2 separate regions of the Homo sapiens genome follow, and region 1 is linked to region 2. A link is a loop called in an ENCODE intact Hi-C map of the cell type or tissue named here. Cell type or tissue: PC-3. All regions are shown on one strand. Each heading gives the region's core, and the rest is flanking DNA. Links, peaks and the distances in the headings are about the cores only. Region 1 has its middle 470 kb from the start of ROBO2. Region 2 has its middle 340 kb from the start of ZNF717.

What was found. Peaks named below come from ENCODE experiments on the same cell type or tissue, not always from the same donor. Only the 100,000 strongest peaks of a DNase experiment are listed, where the experiment ranks them.
Region 1: a loop joins it to region 2, with 3 times the contacts of the local background. A loop is called at or near these places in 2 of 110 quality-filtered maps.

The regions. Positions count from the first base shown.
Region 1 is chr3:76,567,696-76,573,091 of GRCh38, forward strand. It overlaps a transcript of ROBO2 not described here. Among named protein-coding and RNA genes, the nearest start is that of ROBO2, 470 kb to the right of the region's middle. In PC-3, for the core only: a CTCF peak has its summit at 2,954 (motif pointing left); no DNase peak of the experiment used is centred there.
Region 2 is chr3:76,119,272-76,124,667 of GRCh38, forward strand. It overlaps a transcript of ROBO2 not described here. Among named protein-coding and RNA genes, the nearest start is that of ZNF717, 340 kb to the left of the region's middle. In PC-3, for the core only: no CTCF peak of the experiment used is centred there; a DNase peak (open chromatin) is centred at 2,940.

The sequences.
Region 1 (5,396 bases), core at 259-5,258, 450 kb after region 2:
TATCAGTGTATATGTGTATATATATATGTCAGTATATATATACTGTTTTATATATATATATATCTGTCTGTGTGTGTGTGTGTGTGTGTGTGTGTGTGTGTGTATATATATATTTTTTTTTTTTTTTTGGGGGGGGTTGGACAGAGTCTTGCTCTGTTGCCCAGGCTGGAGTGCAATGGGAGGATCATGGCTCACTTCAGCCTCAATCTCCCGGGCTCAGCTGATCCTCCCTCCTCAGCCTTCTGTGTAGCTGGGACTGCAGGCACATACCACCACGCTCAGATAATTTTTGTATTTTCAGTAGAGACGGGATTTCACCATGTTGCCCAGGATGGTCTCAAACTCCCGGGCTCAAGCGATCCACCAGCCTTAGCCTACCAAAGTGCTGGGATTGCAGGCATAAGCCACTGCACCCTGCTTACATAAATGTAAAAACATTTGAACAATAGGGGTGCCTGCATAGTATTCAACTACTAGTACAATTTCTTGCTAAAATCTGAACTGGTCACTTTCATCGACATCTATTTTTATTTTCTCTGGTATTCTTATGTGTCATTTTTAGGAATATGAAATAATTCACACTGCTTTTCTTTTTTAATTTAATTTTATTTATTTATTTTGAGGCGGAGTCTCGCTCTGTCACCCAGGCTGGAGTGCAGTGGTGCGATCTCGGCTCACTGCAAGCTCCGCCTCCCGGGTTCACACCATTCTCCTGCCTCAACCTCCCGAGTAGCTGGGACCACAGGCGCTGCCACCACGCCCAGATAATTTTTTTTTTTTTTTTGTATTTTTAGTAGAGACGGGGTTTCACCGTGTTAGCCAGGATGGTCTCGATCTCCTGACCTCGTGATCCACCCGCCTCGGCCTCCCAAAGTGCTGGGATTACAGGCGTGAGCCACCGCGCCTGGCCACATTGCTTTTCTTAAAGAAGGTTTTTATTTCATTAAGAGAAATTCTGGTAGTATTTCTGCCATCCCACCTATTACAGTCATCATTAAAGCATAATCAAGATTATTTTAAGAATCTGTGAGATATATTGTACCTTATTTATTTATCACCAGCCCCTTTTCTAAATTTAATCTGAATCATTTTCTCTTTGATTTGTCACCTCTTATCTAATAGATTTTACTGTATTTTACAATATGCAGACCCATAGCATTCTATGTTCTACTAAATGATGTAAATATATTTTAGAATTGATATGTAAAACCTGCAACTAAATCTGCAACTAAATAAATGTCATAAACAAGTAGTCCCTATGAGTAACAAGAATTCAAAGTGCTTCCACATAATGCTGTTTAATATTTAGATCATTTAGATATCGATTATTCAATGACTTGATATAGATATAAATCTCTGTATGTATTATGGGCCTTTTGAAGATGGGTTATTGCATGGATCTTCTCTGCATGATAGACACCCATCTATATTTTCTAACATCATAAGTTAAACATGATCATCAAGACTGAAGACAGTTTGGAGACAGGTACAAAGCCACAATCTCAGTCTAAAACAGTTGGGCCAATTGTGTTTCAGTTCAGAAGTTTTCTGGGTCTAGAACAATAAGGGATGCATATACTAGATGTTATAGAACATATACATGTGGGCATCTGGATAAGCACCAGCTAATTAAAAACAAATGTTCCTGTTCAGCAAAATAATGAGTGTTTATAAAAATATAAAATATAATTACATATCTTCATATCAATTGAGATCAAGGCTTGTCGCTGACTTAGTTTGAGTCAGGCCAGGTTTTGCCACATAGAGAATTGTATGGGAAAAACATCAGATTTCAGAGACTTTAGGATTGTGAAATTATAAACAATGAATTATGCACATATACTAGTTTTACTATATATGGAGGTAAAAGGGAGGTATTTGTTGAATACTTGTGATTCAGTAATATTTTAATAAAATGTACCTTTGTTAAGTTGTATAATCCTCAAAATGGGCCTTGTGATGTATGAGTCATTATATCTAGGTAACATAGTCAACTCAAAAGTAGAACCATCCTTGAGAATCCAGCTCTATTCCCAAGTCCTTTCCAACTACCATTATAGCCACCCCATTCTGCGAACACTTTCACTTGGTTGTATTTCTTTTATGCTTATTAAAGGACCCAGAACAGCATTGAGATTCCAATAAGCAGCCAGGTGCAGTGGCTCACACCTGTAATCCCAGCACTTTGAGAGGCCAAGGCCGGAAGATTGCTTGAACTCAGGAGTTCAAGACCAGCCTGGGCAACATAGGGAGACATTGTCTCTAATAAAATTAAAAATAATGATAATAATTAGCTGGGCATAGTGGGGCATGCCTGTAGTCCTAGCTACTTAGGAGGCTGAGGTGGGAGGATTGCTTGAGCCCAGGAGATCGAGGCTGCAGTGAGCTTGATCATGCCTCTGAACTCAAGCCCGGGCAACAAAGCGAGACCCTGCCCCCAAAAATAAAAAATAAAGATTCTAATAAGCACTCAGTAAATATCAACTGTTGGTCAACTACTGATAGCCATTGGATAGTTCTGGGCTCCAATGGAGCTATTGCTTTTTTCCAGTCCAGTTTTGACTAGATCCACAGGGTAAGTAAGCCAGGTTTAGAACAATAAGGTTTATGGTGACTTCACAAACTGTTAATGCATCTGTGGCATACTTAAAACAGAGAGGATAAATCATAGAAATAACTTAGTCTAGACACATTTAAGTAAATTTACACATAAACTTAATGGGATGTAAAAAATAACTCGTACATCTAGAGCGCTTTAAAATAACTCAATTATCAAATAGTAAAAATGAGCAAAACATATTAACCATATAAGGAGCTTTTAAAAGCACACAATCTTTTAAAATAAAATCAATGTGTTGATTTAAAACAAAAGCTTTTTAAGGAATTTTTACTTAGAATTTTGTGCAAACTGCAACTTTTCATCTATTTGCTAAGCTTTTTTTAGAGCTCCCTCTACTGTTCAAATATGAACATGCTCATTGAAATTTAAGGAAGGTAATCTGGTTTAGAAACATACAGGCTGCTGAAGATTTACATTAATAACTTGTGCAAGAATCGTCAAAAATGTGAATTTTCTGCTCTTTTTACTTAAAGTCATCCATCTAGTTTTATAGCCCTGCTCCTCAAATAAGAAAGAAAATATCTCTGTTGTACATCTTATGGATGCATAAATGTTATTTTCAGAATTCTACCTCTCTCCTGACTTAATCAGGAAATATCTGTTAATTTTCTTACCATTTCATGTATGACAAAACTGTATCATACAGAATACAAGAAAAAATGTTCTAAAACTTATGTAATGAAGATTAAAGAAGTCTTAAAATATCATGTGCTTCATAACTCCGGAAGATGAGAGATCATATTTGCACAGGTGATATGAAATTATGTAAGGTCTTTTTATCTCTAGCATGTATAACTCACAGTTCCTGTGTGAGTTAAATAAATATTAAGTATTATGCAGTATTATTGAAAAGAAACCAGGAAATACTAATACAGCATTCAATTAACAAAAGAAAACATTCTCAAAGCCAGATTTGTATGTGTAGGTCATGTTACTTGTTAGGAGATAAGATTTTACCAGAATACATGTAGTGAGTGGTAATGTTTCATTTTATTGGGAAAATGTGTAAATTTCAGATTGTTCTTTGTTTGAAATAATATACAGAATTTTTCCAACTCTGATTAAATCACAAACAATAAAATATAGGAAGCCATAAAATATCTTTTCAATAAAATTACCAGAGTAAATATGAGACCTAGAGGTTTTTATACCAAGATACTGAGAAACAAACCAGTAGTTAACTTCATGAGATAGAATTATCAAAGTGTAAAACTCCAATTAAGATAATGGTAGAGTTTATTAATTTAATAAATCAAGAGACAAAGAACAATATAATTCATAGGAGTTAGGTAATAACATACAGTAGTTACATATTTCTCTAATGAGTCCCAAATTCATATTTAACATTACATAATTAATTAGCCAGGAAGTACTAAGACTGTTTAAGTTAAATTACATTATTAGTTTGTAGAAATAGAAGGTAATTTCTAGCTGATTTCTCCATTTTATGTACAGGAAAAAAAATGTCACATTTTAGAAGGCTGATTTTTTAAAACCATCTTCCGTATTGCACTGCGTATTTAAAATGTACTGAAATGAAAATAATGGAAGTAAATTACTAAAGGCAGACCATTCTAAAAGTGTTGAATTTTGAGGTGGGAGGATCACTTGAGCCCAAGAGCTCAAGTTCAGCCTGGATATCATTGATGTATTCTGAAGATTTTGGAAAGTCTAGATATGCAACTATATCCTCTAAAATGTAGTCATATAAATGTTATAACACCTTAAGAAGTGATATTATACCTGAAGTATTTGATAGAAATGCTTTCTATAAATAATATGTGGCACTTACTATGTGTCAAAGACTGCCATAAACACTGTAAGTACAAATTTATTGAATCCTTTTAGCAGGGCAGTACTATCACTAACCCCATTTTAGAGAGAACAAAACTGAAGCACAGACAGGTTTTAAAAAATCTAAGATCCTGAGCAGCTAGTAACTAGGGAAGCTGATATTTAAACCTGTGCATCCAGCTTCAGACCGGATACCTTTAACCACACCATCATCATCATCTCTCTCTACTTGTGCCTGAGGTAGGGTGGTTGTTTTTCTCTTCCTTTTTTGTTTTTGTCTTTGTTTGTTTTTTAATGAAATCATGGGGTTGGAACTGTATCAGTTTGAACTAGGAAGTGAGTCCTGGTGCTAACTGGAGGAAGCTAAGAATTGTATTCTCCATCATCGACATTTAGTCAAAATGCTATTTACTTGAACAGTGTGCTCAAACAATGCATAAACAGATTAATCTGATTTCTAAAAACCTTAAGGAGTCCTTACTTCCCACCTATAGATATTCTTATGTCAAAATGAATACGTCAAAAAGTATGTAAGTCTCTGAGAATGACTGCAAAGCTTGGGGCATAAGTATAGATTGACATCCTTCAGGAGGACTCCACAACTTTATTCTGAGTCACAGATTGATGTATGCTCAAAAATGTTAAGCATTGCAAAAGGCAAATTCTAGCCCCTTGAGGGAATATTGCAAGTAGCATCTCCATCCACACTTACCTATTTCCATAGACTTTGTCCATCATAGTCCCGGGACACACTGAACTGGGTTATTCCTTAAACATGCTGTGCAGTCTTGGAATGCTATGTGCCTAGCTTCTGTCCCAGGTCTTTTGCTACTGACAGCATAAACTTCTCTTCCTTCTTTTGCTTTTTGGGGTATCAGCCTCTTCATTTGTGTAGTAGGAATCCAGCAAACAAAAAATGTTGGTTTTTGTTGGGCTCATTTTTTAAGGATTGAATTAATTTTAATTAGTTAGTTTAGCACTT
Region 2 (5,396 bases), core at 233-5,232:
GCACTATTTATAATGGTGTGTTTTCTGTTCAATTCAAACAAAAACAGTAGAACATTATGTTCACTGTGAATAACTTTCGTAATTTTTTTTTACCATAGCTCACTTAGTTAACAAAAAACTCTTGATTTTATGGCCAGAATACCAGTGAGATTATGACTCACCCGAAGGTATCATGTCAGAATTACATTAATTAATAACATATTATAATTATTTAGTGGTCCAATAAAATATTAATGGTTTTATATAATTATTGATTTGATATTCTCAGGAATTCAGAGGCAAGCTTAGGGTTAACTTTCTTACAAGAAGTTGTACTTTTTCTTATACTTCTAGGGCACATGTACCCTAGAACTTAATATATAATAAAAATAAATAAATAAAAAAGAAGTTGTACTTTTAACATTTGTGAAATGTCATATTATCATAGGAAAAAAATGACATTCAAAATAGGAACCTACTTTATTTTACGCACATACACTCTGAGAATCTTGAGCAGGTCTCATCAGTCATAGAGTATTAGAACAGGAGTTTTCAAAGACTGACCACACATGACTTACCTTTCTTGCTTTCCTTTCTCTCTCTCTCTCTCTCCCTCCCCTTCCTTCCCTTCCTTCCCTTCCCTTCCTTCCCTTCCTTCCCTCCCTCCCTTCCTTCCTTCCTTCCTTCCTTCCTTCCTTCCTTCCTTCCTTCCTTCCTTCCTTCCTCTCTCTTTCTTTCATTCTTTCTTTCTGTCTTCTTTCTTTTTGACAGAGCCTCACTCTGTTGCCCAGCCTGGAGTGCGGTGGTATGATCTCGGCTTACTGCAACCTCTGCCTCCTGGGTTCAAGCCATTCTCCTGCTTCAGGCTCCTGAGTAGAGTAGCTGAGATTCCAGGCATGCACCACCATGACTGGATAATTTTTGTATTTTTAGTAGAGACGGAATTTTGCCATGTTGGCCAGGCTGATCTTGAACTCCTGACCTCAGGTGATCCGCCCACCTCGGCCTTCCAAAGTGCTGGGATTACAGGCGTGAGCCACCACGCCTGGAGGCTTTTCTTCTTTTAATGTTAATCTTTATTGCTGTCAGATCACAGGTTGTGAGTGGTAGGGCAAGGTTCAAACTTATGTTTGCAGAATTTAGTAATACTTACTTACTCTACCATATAATCTGCTTATCCTGATATTAGGCACATGACTGTTCTTTAATAAACATAACTGAGTTACTTCTGTTGGTTTCTATATGGGCTACAGTACTGTATTTTTATACAGACTTTCATGTACTTTTAAATTCTCATTTGAGATACTTAGTTTAATCAATGAATGGTTTAATGTCTCTTTCATCTCTAAGATTCCAAGATAACAAGGACCACTCTACTTTAAAGATCTTGCCACATATCAGTCATATAGAAAGTACTCCTTATATATTTGTTGGCCATCTAAGAATCTATTATTCAGTAATGCAATTGTAAAAGCAATGCCAGAAGAAAATTTACCAAGCTCAGATTCTACCCTTCTTTGAACCTCTCAAATTATCTTGTTCATATGAACCCCTGAAAAACTTCTATAAAAATTCTCCTAAGCTGTGTAAGGTATTGTAGTATAAGAGTTCCTTCTACAAATACAGAACAATACTTGCCTGCAATATAAATACTTACTGTCGAATATTATGTCTTATTTTTATCCCCTATAGTATCTACTAGATTGATAGCCACATAATAAATAATTAAAATTTTTTTGAGGAGTCTAATTGAAGGGAGCATAACAGCAATAGATGACATGGGCCAAGAATAAGATGGAACATTTTATTATTAGACAAGATTTGTATTCCAAGGATGAAAGAGAGGCAATGAAATTATTGGGTCTCTAAAAGAGGAAAATGGTGGTTATACTACTAAGGGTCATGCATACCATTTAATGAGGACAGCAATTTCACAATCAGTCGAATAGAGTCCATATGGTAGAATTATTTTTCCAGTAGTAGCAATTTGGGAGATTACTATCTTTGGCATATTGGCTAACATTTACCTTTCCTAGTTCAATTTTTAGGTTCAACATAATAAAGAAATATTATTGAGTAGTAAGGAGGGGGGAGGAAAATAATTGTCTAACTGTACATAGCAAAGCATCTGTGTGATTCATTTCCAAATTCTTTGTAATCAGGGAAAATAATTACAGTGCTCTCTCCTAAAATTGGTACAGGAATGATTATTAAGCAGATGTACAGCTATTTGTCACTGAGGTTAGACAATTTCATTTATAAGCTAAGTGTTTATGTAACAGTTCTGGATCAAACCTACACCATCTGTGTTGGTTAAAAAAGCTTATTTGGGACATGTGCTGCCTACAGTACTGAAACAATTCTTTTATTTCATTGACAATTGAGTATGTTGTTCTGTGTGATTGGATGCTGGCATTTTACTCTTCATTTACCCTGGAGAAAAACTCATCTGAATAGTTATTCTTTTTATCCACCTATAATTCACTGAAAGCCATACTTCGCTCTGTGATGAATTATTTAAAACATTCATGCCATGAATACCAAGGTATGTGTCTTAACAGAATTCCAGAGCTAGAGAGTACCTTTGAGGCAGACAGTCTCTAAAATGTGCCTAAGTCTACAGCCAAATAGACTCTCTGAATTCAGATTTTTACTTGACTATTTAGATAGTATCTATGTAACGTGAAGATATTATTTAAATGCTCTATTCCTCAATGTATTTTCTTTTAAATTAGTCATGATACTTGTATTTACCCCATACAGTTGACATGAAGGTTAAACATGAATGCATGGAAAGCCTGCATTACATGCAAAAACACTGCATGCTCTACTGTAAGCCACACAAAAACACTAGTTGTTGTTTTGTAACTCAACTTCCTCATTTTACAGATGAAGAAAAAATGGCTCTAATGCTCTGAAAGGCATTGATGACTAATGTGGAAAGAAAAAATTTAGAGTCAGTCAAACATGAATGTTGATTCAGCTCCTTTATTTATTTTCTCTGTGGCTATTAGGCTCTTGGACCTCAAATTTAACCAAATGTAAATAAGTGAAACAAGATCATATTCTCAGAAGGTGATTTGTGGATTGTGTCTAGAAAAATATTTTGGGTTCTCTGTATTTTTATTTTTCTTGATATTTTTCAGTCTTGAATAGGATTTTTCTGTGACTCAAGGAGAGAGATTTCAGTTTTTATTTCCAGATGGTTTTATTTGTTGTTATGAATATTTGCAGAATGATAGAAAGATGCATTTTTTGAATTTTTGGCATTTATTGATTTTTTTCTTTGTGACCTAAAATATGACCAATTTTTAAAAATAATCCATGGATACTTAAAAGCACATTGTGTTCTCTTTCAAGATACAGACTTTGGTAATTTGAAGTTTATTAGTTATGTTATTTAAGTCTTCTAAGTCCTTACTTATTTTTTCCTTTTTACTTTTCACAGATACACAGACTAATGTATTTATCTGTTTCTCCCTACGTGCTCTCTCTGCTTTATGGTTGTTGATACTGTAGCATGATGGACATATATATTCATTTGTGCAATGTGATTTGTAACAATAAAAATACCCTTCTTCAATTGTCTGATGTTTTGTGATCTAAATTATTCTTTACCTATAAAAATTGATTTCAACCCTGGATTGCCACCACATCCGGCTAACTTTTTGTATTTTTAGTAGAGACGGGGTTTCACCGTGTTAGCCAGGTTGGTCTTGATCTCCTGACCTCCTGATCTGCCCACCTCGGCCTCCCAAAGTGTTGGGATTACAGGCATGAGCCACCGTGCCCGACCTGTTTTCATATTTTCTTTCATTTTTTATGGAACTTTCACAGCTCAGTTTTCAGATCTCTCTCAACTGGTTTGCCATATCTTCCCTGAGCTCTTGCCTGGCATTCTTAATTAATTGAAGCAAATACTCTTTTTAATTCATGGTGAAAATATATTGTCAGAATATTTATCTGCTCCCCAGCAACATCTTTTCTGTGGGGAATTTTGCATTTTCCGTGTATTTTTCCCTATTTTTTACTCCTTTGAAAACAGTCATTTTACATATCCTATCGAAATGTTTTTATTAGTCATTATTGAAGGAACAATATTTTCATGAATAAACTATTGTTAAGGTAGAAGTCAAAGCTATGTTCAAGACTAAAGTTTTTCTACTATTAATGAGTTTCTTGTATGTAAGTTCAATTTTTCCTTACTTCTCTCTAACCAATAAGTTGAGCGACTTCATGGGATGTTTTTTTCTTTTTTGCTGATTTTCTGCAAATAACAAACTGGTTAACTGGTTTATGGAAATATTACTCGCTTATTAATTATTTATTTTGCTGGTTTCCTCTGCTTCTGGAACCTAACTATGTTTTGGACTCTCCTGTCACTAGTTAGTATATTTTATTTTTGTTCCCACTGTTGCAAAACGAGGATTCAGAGTTTTCTTCTCTTGTGCCCCTCACCTTGAAGGAGTTCATTTTACTTCCTTTTTCTAATGTACTTGGTGCTTAGTTCACACTCTCTGGTGTATTAGCTTCGTCTTACACCTTTTCTTCCTACACCTTGATCCCTACTGCTTCACATCATATTTATGGGGTGGAGGTGATGTATGTTTCCCAGTTGTAAATGACCTGGCTTTTTCCCCTTTCCCCTTTTTCTTTCTTGCTTTTTTGAATGACTTCCTAGAAATCCTTGTTTTATGCTGAAGTGTTTAAGCTTATATATTCACTGTTGTACTTGTTAGCAAAACAACTTGTTTAGTGAAGGAAAGTAATCACTAACTTCTTAACGAGGTTTATCTTAAAAATAATGAGTTTTTTTGTTTTAAAAAAACACTAGTATTGATGTCAAGAAAGATGAATAAGAGAATCAGAGTGCTTAAATATAAAAGTTACTATTCTTGAATTACAAAAAATTACCTAATGAAAAAATTCGAAAATATGCGGGAAATCCAATTAATATTGTTCAGGTTTTGAATAGCTTATTTCTGTCTAATTAAAATTTCTGCCATATTATTTCCTGATTTCAAGGAATCTTTATATCTTCTAGCTAGAGTGTTATTTACAATGGATTATTGAGTTTCACCAGGATTTTTTATCTCATTATGACTCTATCTAGTACTCTATACTCCTTATATGCCCTAAAGTTTCCTTTTAGGAACAATTGTTATGGTGAGATTGCTTGACATAAATACATCAGGGCAAGCTCAAAGCTTATCTCACCCATTAATTAGTGACCAGAACACTTATCATAAATTTTTACACACACCAGTTGACATAATATCAATGAGGCACCAGAGACAATGTAAAAATGTTTTTTCTCGACATCATTTTCTTTTTTTCATTTCTGTGAGCCCTTTAATAAGTAGTATTAATGTTCATAAGTGTCAGCTGGACTTCTATGCAATGAGATTGTAATAAGA